2 separate regions of the Mus musculus genome follow, and region 2 is linked to region 1. Evidence: chromatin loops called from intact Hi-C (ENCODE). Cell type or tissue: heart. All regions are shown on one strand. Each heading gives the region's core, and the rest is flanking DNA. Links, peaks and the distances in the headings are about the cores only. Region 1 has its middle 190 kb from the start of Gm30392. Region 2 has its middle 21 kb from the start of Gm30275.

Region 1 (8,334 bases), core at 209-8,208:
TCTTGACACCAAAGTCATTTCCAATACCAAAGCAATGATGCTTTCCCTCCATATCTTCTTCAGTGGTTTTAGAGTTGTGGGTCTTAGGTTCAAGTCTAATTCATTTTGAGCTTTTATCTTCATGATACATTGTCAGGGTTCTGTGCTTCATCATCTAAAATGTAGCCAAGAAATAGAAGCAATCTGAGTAAGCTGAAAGTCCATTGACAAATGAATGAACAGAATGCGGCAAGCTGACAATGGGGTGCTATTTAGCTTTGAGAATGAAGGGCATTCTGGTATTTGTGATGAAGTGATGAAAATAGATGACATTATAGTAAATGAAATAAGTCAGCCACAGAAGGGCAAATACTGAATCCAATGGCATGAGTATCTAAAAATAGTCAAATTCACAGACACAAAATAGAATGGCATTTTCCAGAGAGTAGAATAGAGGAGTTACTGTCCAGTGGTTGTAGCACTTCAGTCAGGCAAGAGTCAGCTTTAGAGACTCCACAGCCAAGAGCAGAGTCAACAACATACCAATGTAAGCTCAAGACCTAAGAGGACAGACTGCGTGTGAGATGTTTAGAAATAGCAATGATGTCATCAAATAAGTGTCCAGAGGAGGGACAGCAATGGTGGGCTCAAGGGTGTGCATGTGTGCCCAAACTCATCACATTGTGTATTAAGTATGGGCAGCCTATGTGTATCATTTTATCTTAATATACCTGCTTCAAAAAGAGAAGATTTGATTCTTGTATTTGCTGTAGATTTACTGTTTCTGCCACTCTCCCTTCCCTTTTGAGGTTTCAATCTTTGTGGAGCGCCTTTCCCTCCAGCATGAGGAGATGGCTTCTTGATTTTTTTAAATTATGATATTCATTTCATTTTGTTTTTAATAGAATAGAAGACAATGGACTATACTATGTATACTATGCATCTTCAAATACACACATCATATCATATCATTTTGTCCTTATCCTCACTCTTCCTCCATTGCCAACTCCCATGTCCCTGCCTCCTCTTGCTGGCCCTCTTCCTCACCCCTGAAAATCATTATACTAATAACCCAAATTCAGGAAGATAAACACTCTGTTTTTCTCATATGTAGAATAGGTGTGTATGCTTATGAATGTGTATGTGTGTTTGTGTGTGTGTGTGTGTGTGTGTGAGAGAGAGAGAGAGAGAGAGAGAGAGAAGACCACGTCAGGGGAGGAAGAAACCACAGGGAGGAGGGAGGAAGGAAAAGACAGTATAGTGTTTGTGACACATTGTGACACAGAAATACCTTTTTTTTTTAGAAGTCAGAGAATGAATTCTCACTGTTTGTTTTTCTTTCAAGATGTTCCTATCTTAAGACAGTGTCAGTAGAATATTTCCATTTGTCTTCAGAAGTCAGGACTGACACTTTTTAAGGAGCCTTTTAAATATATAGGACATGGCTTTGTCCACTGCAGGGACTACAGTAGGCTACCATGAGGACTTTTGATTTTACTCTGGGAAAAACAGGACACCACTGCAAGGACCTGAGCTAAATAGGAACCATCGAAGCTCACTGGTTGTTGTGTTCAGAGTAGACTGTAGTAGAACACACAGCAAGGTATTTTAGAGGCCCATCATAGCTTAGACAAGGAGGTAGCAGTGGCTAGAGAGCAGATCAATTTTTAAAGTATGGTTAAACTGATTTCTCAATGAATTATATGTGAGAGTTGAGTGCAAAATCTTTGATTACTCATGTTATAGCCAGATATGCTGTTAGTACTGTTGAAATAGAAATGCTGGTGATCTAGGCAGTGTTTGGATGACTGGGGGGAAATTGAGAGGTTGGGTTTGGTCAAGCTACACTGTAGTCCTGAGTGCAGTGCCTCTAAAGCACAGTGGCTCCACACATTAGGACATCTACCTGAGGGTATCCCTTTAGTTAATTCCTACATGATGCCATAGTAAAATGAGGAATACGATACATTTCCATTTCTTTTAGGAGTCAAACATTCTCCACATTCTTGAGCCTCTGCTCTGCTCATTTTCATTACTAGTGATCTTATTGTGAATCGTTCTTGGTGTGCCCTCGTGCACAGAAGGTCTCAGGAGGTTTGCGCTCGGCTCCCCCTGCAGCCTCAGGCACTGTGCCCTCCAGTGCACAGAAGTACTTGGCTGAGTCGCTCCAATGGGCTGGGGATTTCTTCAGGTTGAAAGAGGAGTTACTCTTCCTAAACTCGGCCTCAAAGCCCTTGGTGCCTTTAACAACGGTGTCTCCTGTGATGTATTTGAGGAGAAACTGGAGGCTCTGGCCAGGATACTGCACGTACCAGAAGAGGTAAGGTGCTGCACTGTATGAATAACTGCATCTGAGCTCCAGGGAGGCTCCTTCAGAGAGCGTGACATGAGCATCAGGCTGGTCCACGGACTGGGCACTGTTTCCTCCTGTAATACCAACGTAGCAGTAGTGAGACTAGAATAGACCTACCTGTAATGATACTATGTCCCTTGTGTAGATTCTGACTAGGAACATGTTCTGTCTGTGGAAACAAAAGCAAGCAAGGACTGAAATAATACTTACTCAGTGAGAAGAACGCGCTGAGCAGCAGAATGGTCACTGGGAACATGGCTAGGCAGTGAGAAGGCTGAGAGATGTATTCAGGAAAATCTCCCTGTGGACAAGGCCTGGAGACTATTAACTGAGAGATGCTCCTCCCTTGGCAATGACTGCTCTGTCGTCCTTTCTACTTACAACTGCACTTCTGAGAGCTGCAAGGTATAAAGGCTAGCTGAAGTGACAGGATTTTTTTTTTTCTTTCTTGCCCTTATAGACATTCAGTCTATGCAACAGTGCCCCCTTGTGGTCAAAGGTGGAAAAATTAGGCCTTCTTTGGTGTTAGGTTCATTGAAGCAATAAAATCTGGTGAAAGTGAATCTTAAGCAGATGATCTAATTTTATGAGTTAAGTAGTACTATTTAATCTTATGAGCTAGAAAATGCTACCGTCCTCGTTTTATAAACTAGAAAGCTTAAGAATGGAAGAAAGTGTGTGTCACAGCAAGTGACAAGCCTGGAGTTTCTCTCATTACTATGGCCAGGAAGGCCCATCAGTAATGACTAATGACTATGCACATTTATCACAACAGCCTTTTACAGTGTTAGCTGTCATATATAATGAACAGGAAATCAAAACTTTATAGAGCTAACTAGGTTTCATAAGGTCACAGACCACCAGCTTGTCTGCTCCTCTGAAGACCCAACAGTCTATAGGCCTCCCAGGAAATCTGCGGCACTTTTATTTTTTATTGCACATCTTATTAGTGAAGGAAAAAGAAAGAAGTGCAAACAGTGACGCTAGCCTTGTGGAGTGAGTGGGAGAACCGCTCTGCACAGGAGGAGGAACGACTGATAGGGCCAACAAAGGAGGTACAATCAGTGATGGCCATGGAAGTCCTAAGTAAATTCTACTTAAGCAGCGGTTGGGTGGGGAGGTCCTGACACATGTCCCCAAACAAAGATCTCTGGGAGGACAGAACCACTAGCACCAGGGTTATGGAGGAGCACAGAACCACAAACCCGAGAATCAAGGCAAAACTGTCAGCTAAAGCCTTGCTTCTGTAGTCAGAGTCTCCTTAGGGAACAGTGACAGTCAGAGGATGCGAGCCACCGCTGCCTTTAGTTAAAAGATGCCCTGATGGTTGCTTAGAAAGTAATAAAGAAAGAACAAAATAATTATTGAAGGACCATAAAAGCATCAGGCAAGCCTGTTTAGATTAGAGGACAGTCCAGCTAGACTCTAAAGATACTGATTTTTTTTTTCTCAAAAGTGATTTTTTTTTTTGGCAGGTGATTTGGGGAAATGGAATGATTTCTTTCCCTGAATGTAGAAGCAACTCTTTGACCTACCAGTACCATTTGCAAATCTGTTTAGAACTCAGCCTGGCATAGCAGTACCCCATAATCCTGCTACCAGCTTGTCTTAGTTAGGATTTCTATTGCTTCAGTGAAACATGGAGGCCAGAAAGCAAGGAGGGGAGGGAAGAGTTAGTGTGGTCCAATCAAGGAAGGAAGACAGAACTGGAATGCAAACCGGACAGGAACCTGGAGGCAGGAGCTGATGCAGAGTCCAAGGAGGGGCTCTACTTATTGCCTTGCTCTCCATGGCTTGATCAGTCTCTTTCTTATAAAACCCAGATCTGCCATCCCAGGGAATGGAACGACCCACAATAGGCTGGGCCCTTCCCCATCAATCACTAATGAAGAAAATGCCCTATAGTCTAACTGCAGCCCATTCTAGCACGGAGGAGCTTCCCCGACCCCCGCCGTGTTGTTTGACCTCTATGGTGAATCTATTCTTGTGTTCTAATTTTAACAGCAACAATCATAAATTCCGAAGTATCACATAATTGAACAAGTCAGGAAATCTTTGGGCATCTGTTTTTCTCCATCAGTTACTCTTGCTCCCGTATCTCGGGTTGTTTTCTAAACACAAAAAGTGAAGAGCGATGGACATAAGTTAGCAACAAAGAAGGGGGAGGGAGGGAGGGAAGGAGGGAGTAATGGAAGGAGAGAGAAGGGTGGGAGAGAGAGAGAAGGGGCAGAGAGGGAGAAAACAAGCTCAGACATCCTCTCTGCCGTGTGTAGTCATGCCGAGACTTATCTACAAGACATGCCATTACTTCCAGCCTCCACTAACCCATATAACAGGGCCTTATGTCATCAGCCTGCCAGTCCTTCTGAGCCCTCCTACATTATTACAGCAGGGGAAGGCTGCATTTCCCCCAGACAGTTCCTACTACACCACGTTCAAACCAGTTTAAGCTATGAACACTAGAGGGCAGCAAAGCCAGCGTTAAGTCACAAAAGTTAGTTGGCCATCAGGTCGACAGTCCTTTAGGAAAGAGCTTCGCACTTCATTTTCCCTAGGGAGGAGTTTGCTACAGCTGGATTCCCACAGCAGGAAAACAGATAACAATTTCACATTTGAGTAAAGCTACACCGAGACAAGGAACACAAACCCCGATCGGGCGACGCGCTCCTAATCTGCCCCTCAGGTTCTTTGTACTTCAGAGCACAGGAGTGCAGGTGTGACACCGCAGATGCTCAGCCCTGCTAACAGATGAGCTCATTACCCTCTTGTTTTGTTTTAAATCTGTGGATAGTTGCACAGTCTGTACTTAGGGTTGGAATCGTTTTCTCAAAGTCCCTTTAAAAGCCATTTGAAACAGTTATGGCACCACCACCGAGGGTCCAGTCTTGCTGCTCTTTTACAGAAAGAAGTCATCGTTTTTTTTTTTTTTTTTTTTTTTTTCTCTTAGCTCCAGGTGTCACTTCCTCATGACTCAGGGTGCTGTGCTGACCTCAATAGAGAGGGGAGCAATCAGAAGTTTATTTTCATTTGTCTGGCGAGTAATGATATAAAGTGCCTGGAGTAACTGGATATTCATATTTCTGAAATAGCTGGGTTTTGATATTTTCATTGATTTTATTGACTCAAGCAAGTTTGTTCCTACTTTGTGTTTTCTGAGTCTTCTTCCAAAACTATGCGTTGTAAATGTGGTTTTACAGATTATTCTTTGACTTTTTCATCTTTTCTTTTTGGGCTGCTCATAATTTCCACCTCCGTTTTAAATAATAGATTTTATTTATTGAATGTGTGTTCTTTTCTTAAAGATTTGTTTATTTTATGTGTATGAATGCTGAGTGTTTGTCTGCATGTTTGTATGTGTGCCACATGAATGCCTGGTGCCCACAGAGGTCTTAAGAGGGCACTGGATCTCCTAAGACTGAGGTTATGGAAGGTTGTCAGCCACCATGTGGGTGCCGCCAGACAAACTTGGATCTTCTGCAAGAGTAACAAGCTCTCTTAAGTGACAAGTCATCTCTCCAGTCACAACCCCCCCTTCTTAGTTGTGTTTTTTTAAACAAAATACAATTACAGATATGTTTATAGAAAGCTTTAAAGTTTCCTTTATTCTGTTTAAGAACTTTTAGAATGGTTTCTCCCAAATAACTTCAGTTGTTTCACACAATAAGTCTTTCTTAAGGACATTTCCCATATGTCTTCCCATTAACACATAATGAAGAACTACACCTAAACAAACACTGAAGACTGGATTTTTCCTTCATGTCTGTCACACTTTTTGGATTAATCACAGAGGCCAGTTTGAGGAACTCGTCATCAAATCTATGATTTCCTGATCAAGGACATTCTTCTATTAAAAATAAATCCAGTGCTGGACTGACTGTGGGCTTCAGTTAAGAGAAGGAAAAGCTATGTGTAAAACCCGGCTGTAGACATTGGAGTATTCATAGAAACAAAGGCCACGATCATTCTGAAACTGCTTCCGGATTAAACTCAGTGCAAGTGTGTTTATGGGTGTACTAAGCATGTTTTCCTAACCTTCCACTAATTTACATGTCTTAACATAAGATGTGCTGCTGAAAGATAACATTGTGTCTTACAGGATTTCAGTAGTGGAGTCATAGAGTGTTAGCAGGAAATGTGACTTGGCTAGAAGACCAACTATCACCCACAGACATGGCTCCTCTTTCTGTCTCCTCTTTGGGGAGAGTTATGACGTAAACAGGAAGCCCAATGTTTCTATGTCTTCATTTGAACTATAAGTGTTGTTGAGGGAGGTGCAGGATGGTGCCAAGTTCACAAGTGGGCATTGTGGTAGATTTACATTGTCTCAAACACCTGGCCATGATACTTCCCAAAGTTGCTTCCTTACACATTAGGACTGGCCATGAGAGAAACCATGCAGGGTAGAAGGTGGGTGTTATCTCTGCATGTTGGCCTGGGCTTCAGGTACTCCTGTATGTGCTTATCAATTTAACAGCTTCTCTTCCCTTTTAAAATTTATTTCTCTTTTCATTCCTTAGAGATGGAGACAGCACTCAAGGCTTTGTGCATGTTAAGAGAATACTCACACTCAGTTACATGCTCAGCCCATCAGCTCTCTTATTGTACCTCCCCCACTTTCCACTCTGCCTCCTCCTTGAGCTGCTCTGTGTACATTCTCCATAGTGCAGATCCGGGTGTAGTTGTTGGGATGAACAGTTGAACTCATGTCCTTGCCCTTTCCCTACTAGGCTTTGTTTTAACTGTGTACAAGCAAAGATGCAGGACCACAGGGAGTAACAAGAGGAAGAGATTAGCCCATGTACACATGTACAGTGGTACCAGTTAACTGCTTCCCAAGGTCACCCTCCGGACAGTATTAAAGGAGGTTTGTCCTTGTGAACCGCAGGTATCCTCATTACATCCTTTCGGGTCACAGTTCAGCCAAGTGTCTTTCCATCATCCATCCAGTTTTCCTTCCCATGTGTTAGTCCAACTCCTCTGCAGATATGGGCAAGGAAAATAGCTTTGCACAGAGTTCCCACTAACTCTTGGAACCATGTGATTTATAACTTTTATAATTGACCTCTTCCTCTTGTTACTCACTGTGGTCCTACGTCTTTGATTGCACACAGTTAAAACAAAGCCTAGTGGGAAGAAGGCAAGATCATGAGTTCAACTGACAATCCCAACAACGACACCAGATCTAAGCTGTGAGCATCTTTAAATGAAACTAACACTTTATTATGGGATAGTTATCACCTCTAAAAATCTTTACACACGTTCTGTGCGATTTACTTATGATTCAAGGATTCAAGACATAGTGTAGCTGAGGAAAGCTACTCCTGACAACTGTTTTCAAAGAAGACAGTTTCTCTTGTAAGTATCCTCTGATCCAGACCACAGATAAAGCGCCCATGGCAGGAGCTGCCCTCTTGCCTGGAGTCTGCAGGTGTGTATCTCAGGCGGGATCCTTCAGCAGAGGCTAGCTCAAGTGAGCTCCTGGGTTTTTGTCCAGGGTTTACTATCACTTCAAACCCTGTGGGGCCTGGAGAGCACAGAAATAGTTCACGGAGTTTTCCAGAGGTACAACTAAATGGCGAGGCTAGTGGAGCTAGCTGATTTCTAGAAGAAGACAGAACAGAGACCGGTCTCTGCACTCTCACTAAAAGAACTTTGGCAGACTAGGAAAATATCTTACCTGGAAATTTGTTTGGGCCAAGAAAGGTGGTGTGACTTCTGAGCAGGGTGACGACTTCTTCACCATCTGAATGGGTCTGAAAGGACTTGAGGTGCTTTCTAGATCCCGTGGGAACAATCAGAAAACAGATGATGGTTTGGTGCAGAGAATAAAATACGGTGGAAACAGGCCGATCTATAAATGACCGACAACCTAACTGAACGCACAGTCAGCTCTTCTCCAATCCCTGTTGTCCCGCCAGGTCTGAAGCATCACGTGCCTGGGAGCAATGTCCCCTTGTTAATATCACTAGTTAAATATGAATCATCTATTCCAGAGATATACA
Region 2 (8,334 bases), core at 44-8,043, 340 kb before region 1:
GCTCTGAAAATGACTTCTGTCAGCAGGGGCTGGGTGTGTGCAAGGATTCTTCCAAGTGGTAGCCCCTGAGAAGGTGAGCATCCTTTTTCCTCTGAATCTTCCTCTCCAACATCCAGGGCATCATCCTTATGGATGCTCACAATGGGTTGCTGGTCCAGGTGATATTTTTCTTGAGAACTCTGCATGCCCGTGGTTGCATGGAGATACAATTCAGGAAGTCAAGTGAAAGTTGAGTTCCAGATAAACAATGAATACTTCTTTTTAAAAAAATGTACAGTGATGTTCCAAATATAGCATGTTCCAGACATTTGAGGTAACCATTGGCTGTTCTCTTGTATTTTTGTTACTCCCCCCTCTCTTTCTTTCTGTCTCATTTTCCCCCTGGAGATGGAGCCCAGAGCCTCATGTATGCTAGGCAAGGGTCTTACTGATGAAACACCCTCTGCCGAGTCCCACTGGAGAACTCTTCAGTGAAGCAGTGTTCTTTTACTGCACATCTATTTACTGAAAGACAATGAACTGGGGGTTGGGATACATCAGGATCAGTGAAAAATTGAATGTTGTCATTAGTTTGTGTGCATGTGTGTGTGTGCATATGTGTTGAGATGGAAAAAAGTAATTTTTTTTTAACAAATCTGGTATCAAGCTGAGGGAAAATTTCAACACAGATGTAATCAAGGGTGGCAACGAGTAAGTAACTAATTGGAGTGGCTGGGGACACTGAGCGGAGCTGAGGTTGCTGAAGAACGAGGTAAGGGTTTTAGATAGCTAGAACAGGGAGGCAGATGGAGGACGACAAGAAAGGCTATTGCACCCATGGCAAATGGAGAGAGCAAGCAATAGTCCTAAGGCAGGGTAAGAGGCAAGAGTCAGAGCTTTGCTGGGTCTCAGAGACCCAGGCAAAGAGGAGCAGTTAGCATTATAAAGACCCAGAGAATGGATAGTCCAGGACAAAGGGTGAAGCAAAGGGACCAGTTAGGACTAAGTAGTGATCCCAGTAAGAGATGGCAATGTTTGCATGAGGGGGCAGCTGGGATGGGAAAAGCAGATGAACTTGTGTTTAGAAATGCCAACAAGCTGGGCCGTGGTGGCGCACGCCTTTAATCCCAGCACTTGGGAGGCAGAGGCAGGCAGATTTCTGAGTTCGAGGCCAGCCTGGTCTACAGAGTGAGTTCCAGGACAGCCAGGGCTATACAGAGAAACCCTGTCTCAGGAAAAAAAATGTAAACAGGTCTTACTGATGAAGCAGGTGTAGGGAAAAGGGAGGAGAGGAACCTTCGAAGATACTCGTGGGGATTGTAGTGAGTTAGTGTTTCTGAGTCCAGAGCAAGGCTTCCTAAATTTTTGGTGCATGTGAATGAGAGAGGATGGCTCAGGGGCTCCAGACACCCCAGGCGTAGGAGGCTTCTCATAACAGTAACCCAGCAAGCTTGTAGCTCACTCATTGCAGTTTACCTGCCCCCCAAGCTCTCTTTTGGGCAGGAACTTTACAGCTATAGCCAAGTGTAGGCTCTACCAAGAGACAGGGAACCCTGTCGGGCATTGCAGTGAACACTGCCAGGCTCAGCAAGCACCACCCCAAGCTTTAAAACCAAAGGCTTCTAGGGTCCTGCCTGCCCATTTTTCCATCCTTACACAGAGGGACTTACTAATTTATTTTCCATATTGAATACTATCTACTGATTCCATTTATTGAGCTCTACAAAGTCAGATACAAAGACACATGTCAGGCGCCCTGAGACAGGACTACTGGAAGTATAATTCTATGATCAGAGAATATAAGCATGGCAGGTAAGGTACTTTATACATTAGCCATCCAAAGCACGCCATTGTGGGGGCCCACAGTTTCCTTCCCCCATCCCCCTTCCCCAGCCCCCCTCTCACTCCTCCCCTCTACCCCGCCCCACCTCTACTTTTAAAAGAGTCGTTCATTTTCATTGTTAGAAGTATCAGTTCTAGATGGTTTGAAAACCAACATTTCTGTAAACCACAACAGTTCCTTGGTAGAGGTATTCACCCCCACAATTCCAGTTAATCCAGTCACATGACAGTCATGTGAGGGGCTGCCTGCCTCTCCTCCTTTCCCTCCTGTCCCCTCCCTAGACAAAGCAATAGGGATGGTTAAAGAGAGTCCAGCAGCCCTCCTCCACGCTGTGCCCCTGTACCGACTGGAAGGATGATTCTTGCCGCGACCCTTACCCTTCTGTTTGCCTGTAAGAGGCGTATTTCCCGCTTGCTGCACCCTGCTTCCCTCTCTCTGACCTTCGGAAGCTTGCTCTCTGTCTCTACACACTTAGGTTTCAGTCATTCTCTGCCCGTGACTTTCATTCCTATCGTCTGTTGAGTCCCTCTGAGCTGGTCAGTGTCTGGGATGCAGACGCTACTATGGCCTCCTTTCTTCTTCACAGACAAGGATGTGCTGTGCATCACGCTGACCCAGAGCTCCACTGACCAGACAGTGGCAAGCGGCACTGAAGTAACACTGCTCTGCACGTACAATGCGGATTCTCCAAACCCAGATTTATTTTGGTATCGCAAAAGGCCAGACAGATCCTTCCAGTTCATCCTTTATAGGGACGACACTAGTTCCCATGATGCAGATTTTGTTCAAGGTCGATTTTCTGTGAAGCACAGCAAGGCCAACAGAACCTTCCATCTGGTGATCTCTCCAGTGAGCCTTGAAGACAGCGCTACTTATTACTGTGCCTCGGGGTATCACTGTGGTGCAGGTGCCCAGGGAGCCTGTACCCAAACCCCTGGAGCACAGTTTAGGAGTGCCCTCCCCATCCCCCTTCCACAGAAAGTCACATGCCAGGTTGTCAGGCATCTGGCACTCCCAAGTGACTAGGAACGAAAGGCCTGGCCACAGCCAGGAAAGACTCTGGCTTCCAAGGAGCACAGCACCTCTCACTCTGGGTTCAATGGGCCTTTGTCAATGGAGTCACTTGTGGTTGGCTATGGAGAACTACAGCTTGAGGAACTACCATATCTCAAGTCCATGCTGTTCCCCGTGAGGATATCAGAATGGTGTGCCAAGGACACCATTGTCAGCGTTTTTATCTCTGTGGTTGCCCAGTCATTACTGTGTATTAGTAGGCTTTCTCGTTGAGACTCCAAGTGGACTCTTAAACCCACCCCTATCTTCTTCTTTCTGCATCTTGATGTGCTATGTCATGTGCCCTAGGCACTCTCCGATGCTTCTATTTTAGTTATTTTATTTGGACAGCATTTCTCCCTGAAGATCATTTTGTGGAAGAACAGCCTGGCCAATTGTCTAAGAACCAAGAACGCCATTTTCTAAGGTGTCAAGTGTGGAGTTCAATGGTGTCCTAAGAGAAAACCATTTTCTCTTGAAAAATATTGGCCATGTGATGTCGAAGCAGATGCCCCTTCAGGCTCTGAGTCTTGGGCTCACCTTTGTCTACTTCTGTTAACATCTGTATCCTAGATATACCATTAAAGTTATTAGATACAGACTCGGGGATGGGAGAGCCCAGATGTGAGGAACAGTCTCCTCATCTCACAGCTGGTTCACGACAGCTAGGAATGCATGCTGTATTTCTAGCACTTGTTGCAGCTACGTGCTAGGAGGCGTTGTCAAAATGAATTTGGGAGGGGGTTTGTGTGCACTTCAGACACAGTAAGCGAAAAGTAGCCTCAATGTGGAGCAACAGGGGGTGATGTGAGGGAGTCACAGGATGTGGTTCCCCGCTCCTGCCTTCTGTCTTCACACACACACACACACACACACACACACACACACACACACACACACACACACACACACACACGAGAGAGAGAGAGAGAGAGAGAGAGAGAGAGAGAGAGAGAGAGAGAGAGAGAGAGAGAGAGAGAGAGAGAAACAATTTCAGGGATGCAGAGGACCACTGAGAGGGAGTGGGAATGTGAGAGTAATGGAGGTGGTGGTGGATCTGAACGAGATATGATGACATACCAGTAAGAAAATCTTACCATCAAAGTTGTTACTCATATACTAACTAAAATATTAATTTAAAGTTTTTGGAGGCTCATTTTGGTGGGCGAAATTCATCGTCCTGCTATGCTATGCTAGGTTTTATTTTTCCTGGCATGGCGGGTCAGAGTTGTCTCATTTGTTGCTGACAAGAGGCAGTTCTGAAGCTCAGTGTCGTGACATTTAGAGTGACACATCATTCTCATTTTGGTGATACAGGGAGCCCCTGGGACAGTAACTTTGGGCTGTCAGTCTTGAGACCTTGGTTTCGTTTCCAGCCATATCTCTGCCTCACCGAATGACTTTTGACAAAGTATAATCAATTTTTTTTTCAGGTGGAGGGGAGGGCAGGCTGGGCAAACGTTTTTGTTCTGCTTGGAAAAAAGAGGATGCAATCTTTTCTAACACCTTCGGAATAGCATTTGGATGCTGCAGGGTGGCAGAAGACATCCCAGGCAAAGGGTGGCTTGCTTGGTTGCTTTTCCCTGGGTGGACCCAGCTTATCCATTTAGGTTTGCCTGAACCCAGTGACACACAGCATCATCCCATCCCTTGGTTTGGAGGCTGTGGTTGATGGTAGCTAGGGAATTGGCAGTGATAATTGCTCTTTCAAACATCACACCATGACCCCTGCTTTATACTTCTCATAGGAACTGAGGGAACCACGGTATTGAGTTGTTAGGGCCTGTTAGTGGGTGTGTCAAAAAGCTGTGGCCTTGCTGAGCTGGGGTTAGCAGAGCTGAACACCACACTGAAGGTGTTGCTGTTGTTGTAATAGCAGCAGGAAACCAGGGCCCAGTTCCCTAGACAGAATGGAATGCCAGAAGCACAGGAAGCTGTGATGTGACTGACACGCTCAGCCTGGCTTCCAGGACACTAATAGCTCTGAGCATCATTCTCCCCTGGTAGTCACTTCACACTGAGTGAAGCCAGAGGTGAACGGCTTAATAAATGCAAGAGAGGCAGGCCCGAGAAGAAAGGCAGAGGGCATCAGCAGCAAAGACTGAGGGGAAAGGATCTGTGCCCAGTAATGTCAAAAGCCAGGCTGGCAGGCAAAGACAATGCAAGCACCATTTTTACTGGGAGAGGGGGGGGGGGCGGGTCACATCCCTACTCCTGCTTCCAAAACACTTGCACAGTGAGTTGTTTGCAGGCCGGGCACAGGTATTAATTCTGTACTCTCTGCATTGTGCCTGGGACTCAGCTGGTTTGTGCAGACAAAGTCAGTTCACAGAATGAGTGTCCTTCCTTTCGGTATTTTACTTTCATCTTTGGTAATAGAGTGGAGAATAATTAGATGCGATCTTAGAAGCTTTATTGTCTGCTTGGAGAGCATTAAGGAAGCCAAGTGTGAGTTTGTTTGTAAAGTATTAGGAGAAACAGAAAGTGCTAAAATTGTTCACACCGTAGTGCTGCTAGGAAAACTCTCCTGTGTGACTATTGGAGTAAATACAAAGGGGGGGGGGCTGGGCCATGCTCGCCTCAGGAGAGGAGGAGGGGGCTCTGGCTAGGGATGAGTTGAGTACAGCTTTCCATGTTTAGCTAAAAAGATACGGGTTCTCTCTCTCAAGATTATTTCCTCCTGGATAATGAAGCTGGTCCCCACTTCCTAGTTCTGGGTAAATGAAGAAGGATGAAACACCATTTTCAAAGTATACCAATTATGGGGGCAAAATAAAATGGATCTGTTTTCATAACTTCCCATGCCTTTATAAAGCAGCAGGTAAAGCCGGGGGTCCCGAGGGCTTTTGCTTTTCTTCTAGACTGGAGGATTAGCTAGGCTTGTTGCTGTCACAGAAAAGCTGGTTTTGTTAGCAGCTGTTTAAATGTGGTGGTGAAGGGTCAGTCTGAAGCACTGAGAAGTTGGAAGCCTGGGATATAGCATCTTTCTAAGCTTTTGATTTCTTTCAGGAACCGTAGTCTCCTCATGTCAGCCCACCTGTAAATAAAGGAAAGTTTTATACAATCACAGACTCTGAAACTGGAAAGAGGGAGCGGTGGTATCATTTTGGGAAGGCTGGTGTCTACTGTGCGGTACCATTCCAGACATCATTAATCAATTGCGGAACATGACACTGCTAACATGGCAGGGGTTCTGCTGGTCAGTATAGTAATCAGACTTGTTTGCTTTCTTGTAGTCATTCTTAAACCCAAGCCCAGAGAGGGTAAGCAAACTGGCCGAGGTATCCAGGAGCTAGTCACAGGTCAGGACTAAAGATTGGTCTTCTGATGCCTAGGGTAACATTCTTTTTACTGCTGTGACCTCTGAACTGCAAGTAAAGTTAACAGGCAGGGTTAGATACCCATTTGGAAATGAGTGGCTATACTTATAGATCAGTTTAACCCTTAAAATGTAGGCTCATTCCTCGAACATGAATTGATGAACATTTGGCTGTACTGGGGAAGATAAGGGAGAGGAGTTTTTATTTATTTTATTTTATTTTATTTTATTTTATTTTATTTTATTTTATTTTATTTTATTTTATTTTATTTTATTTTATTTTATTTTATTTATGCTTATGGGTGTTTAGTCTACATGTATGTCTGTGAACCAAGTGTTTGTAGTGGTTTTGGAGACCAGAAGAGGACGTTAGATCCCTGGAACTTGAGTTATAGATGGTTGTGAGTTGCAAATTGAACTCTGGTTCTCTAGAAGAGTAGCCACTGCTCTTAGCCACTGAGCCATCTCTCCATTCCCCCAGAGAAAGGCTTTATAGGCAAGCCTAAGTTTCTCTCTCTTTCTCTCTCTCTCTCTCTTTCTCTTTCTCTTTCTCTTTGTCTCTCCTTTCCTTCCTCCCTCACTTTCTTTACTCTTCTCTTCTCTTCTTTCCTTTCCTTTCCTTTTTCTTTTCATTTTCCTTTTTTTGTTTTGAAATAATATCTTGTTAATGTAGTCCTGGCTGGCTTGGTATTGTATAGTTCAGGCTGGTCTTGAACTCACATTAATCCTCTTGCTTCAGCTTCCAAACTGTTAGAAGTCTAGGAGTGTTTCACCACACTTGCCTTATTATTATCATTTTAACCTTCTTTACAATTTATAACATAATTAGGGTGAAGCTGGGAATATGAAGTGACCAATTCTTACCTTAAAAGAATAACTTAACAGTCAAGAGAAAATTGATGGCAATGGTCTTGGCAAACAGCAGTCGTAGGCCCAGCACCGTGAGGGACATCATGTTTACCTTCTCAGTGTGAACTGTGACTGAATGAAAGGAAGAACAGTGGAGTCAGGGGAGACCAAATTTCTCTCTACAGTGTCAACAACTCTCACAGCTCCTCAGCTCCACACCACCATGGTTCTTCCTGGCCTGCACACCCAGTGTGGTCCCAGACAGCACTCAGAGCCCCCAGGCTCCCGTGCCCACCCAGGCAGGCCAGTCTGGGAAACACTGGCTCATAGCCTGGCAAGCCCTGCTGGGACAGGGGCCAAGGGAACCAGCTGGACTGTGTGTGTGTGTGTGTGTGTGTGTGTGTGTGTGTGTGTGTGTGTGTGTTTTCTTTTGAATCTGATGCTTTCAGATCCCAGGTGACAACAATAGAATTTGTTTTAATCTTGATTTGAACTAACCTCTTGGGCCATAGCAAGGCTCTGAAATTTGTGTGTCATTTTCAGGTTCTGGTAGTTTTTCATTATCTGGAAGAAACAACAGTGATCAAGATATTGATGACAATGAAGAAGCCAAAGGAGACTCTAGGTCGGTAAGCTGAGGGCAAGAGGCTCGCACAGTTGTTTATTCAGACAGGATTCCTTAGGCTTGGGACCTTTTTGGCATCCTCAGTACAGCATCAAGATGCTCTATAATTTGTAGGCAGGACAAAGCTTTTCAATTTTTTGATGAGACAGCCACCCTTGTGGAATTTTGGCCTTTGTGTTGGACTAAATGATACCCTTGATGCCACACATTTGTATGAAAAGGACAGTGGTTGGTGAAGATGAGAGGTGGGGATTAAAAAAGAGGAGAGATGCAAAGCATTTCACATCATTATTAATAATTATTATTATTATTTACTAGCACAATGCTAAACCAAAAGTTATCCACCCCGAGTTCATATTGCTCACTTCTCTTTCCTCTGGCTTGCCCATCTTAGCTTCAGGTCTTTAAGCTAGATACTTTTTTATTTAAGACAGAGTTTCTTTGTATAGCCCTGGCTGTTCTGGAACTCACTCTGTAGACCAGGCTGGCCTCGAACTCAGAAATCTACCTGCCTCTGCCTCCCAAGTGCTGGGATTAAAGGCGTGCGCCACCACCGACCGGCTTTAAGCTAGATACTTACTGAAAGAATTTGCATATGGTTCAAAGTCAGTCGAGTGCACAGTTTCACTGTTGTGCTGAACTGAACATGTCACTGAATTCGAATCT

What was found. Peaks named below come from ENCODE experiments on the same cell type or tissue, not always from the same donor. Only the 100,000 strongest peaks of a DNase experiment are listed, where the experiment ranks them.
Region 2: a loop joins it to region 1, with 6 times the contacts of the local background. A loop is called at or near these places in 3 of 42 quality-filtered maps.

What each region holds. Positions count from the first base shown.
Region 1 is chr14:53,800,893-53,809,226 of GRCm38, reverse strand. It overlaps Tcra and Trav17. Among named protein-coding and RNA genes, the nearest start is that of Gm30392, 190 kb to the left of the region's middle. In heart, for the core only: CTCF peaks have their summits at 2,829 (motif pointing left) and 4,807 (motif pointing right); no DNase peak of the experiment used is centred there; H3K4me3 peaks cover 270 bases.
Region 2 is chr14:54,143,044-54,151,377 of GRCm38, reverse strand. It overlaps Tcra, Tcrd, Trdc and Trdv5. Among named protein-coding and RNA genes, the nearest start is that of Gm30275, 21 kb to the right of the region's middle. In heart, for the core only: no CTCF peak of the experiment used is centred there; no DNase peak of the experiment used is centred there; H3K27ac peaks cover 1,163 bases.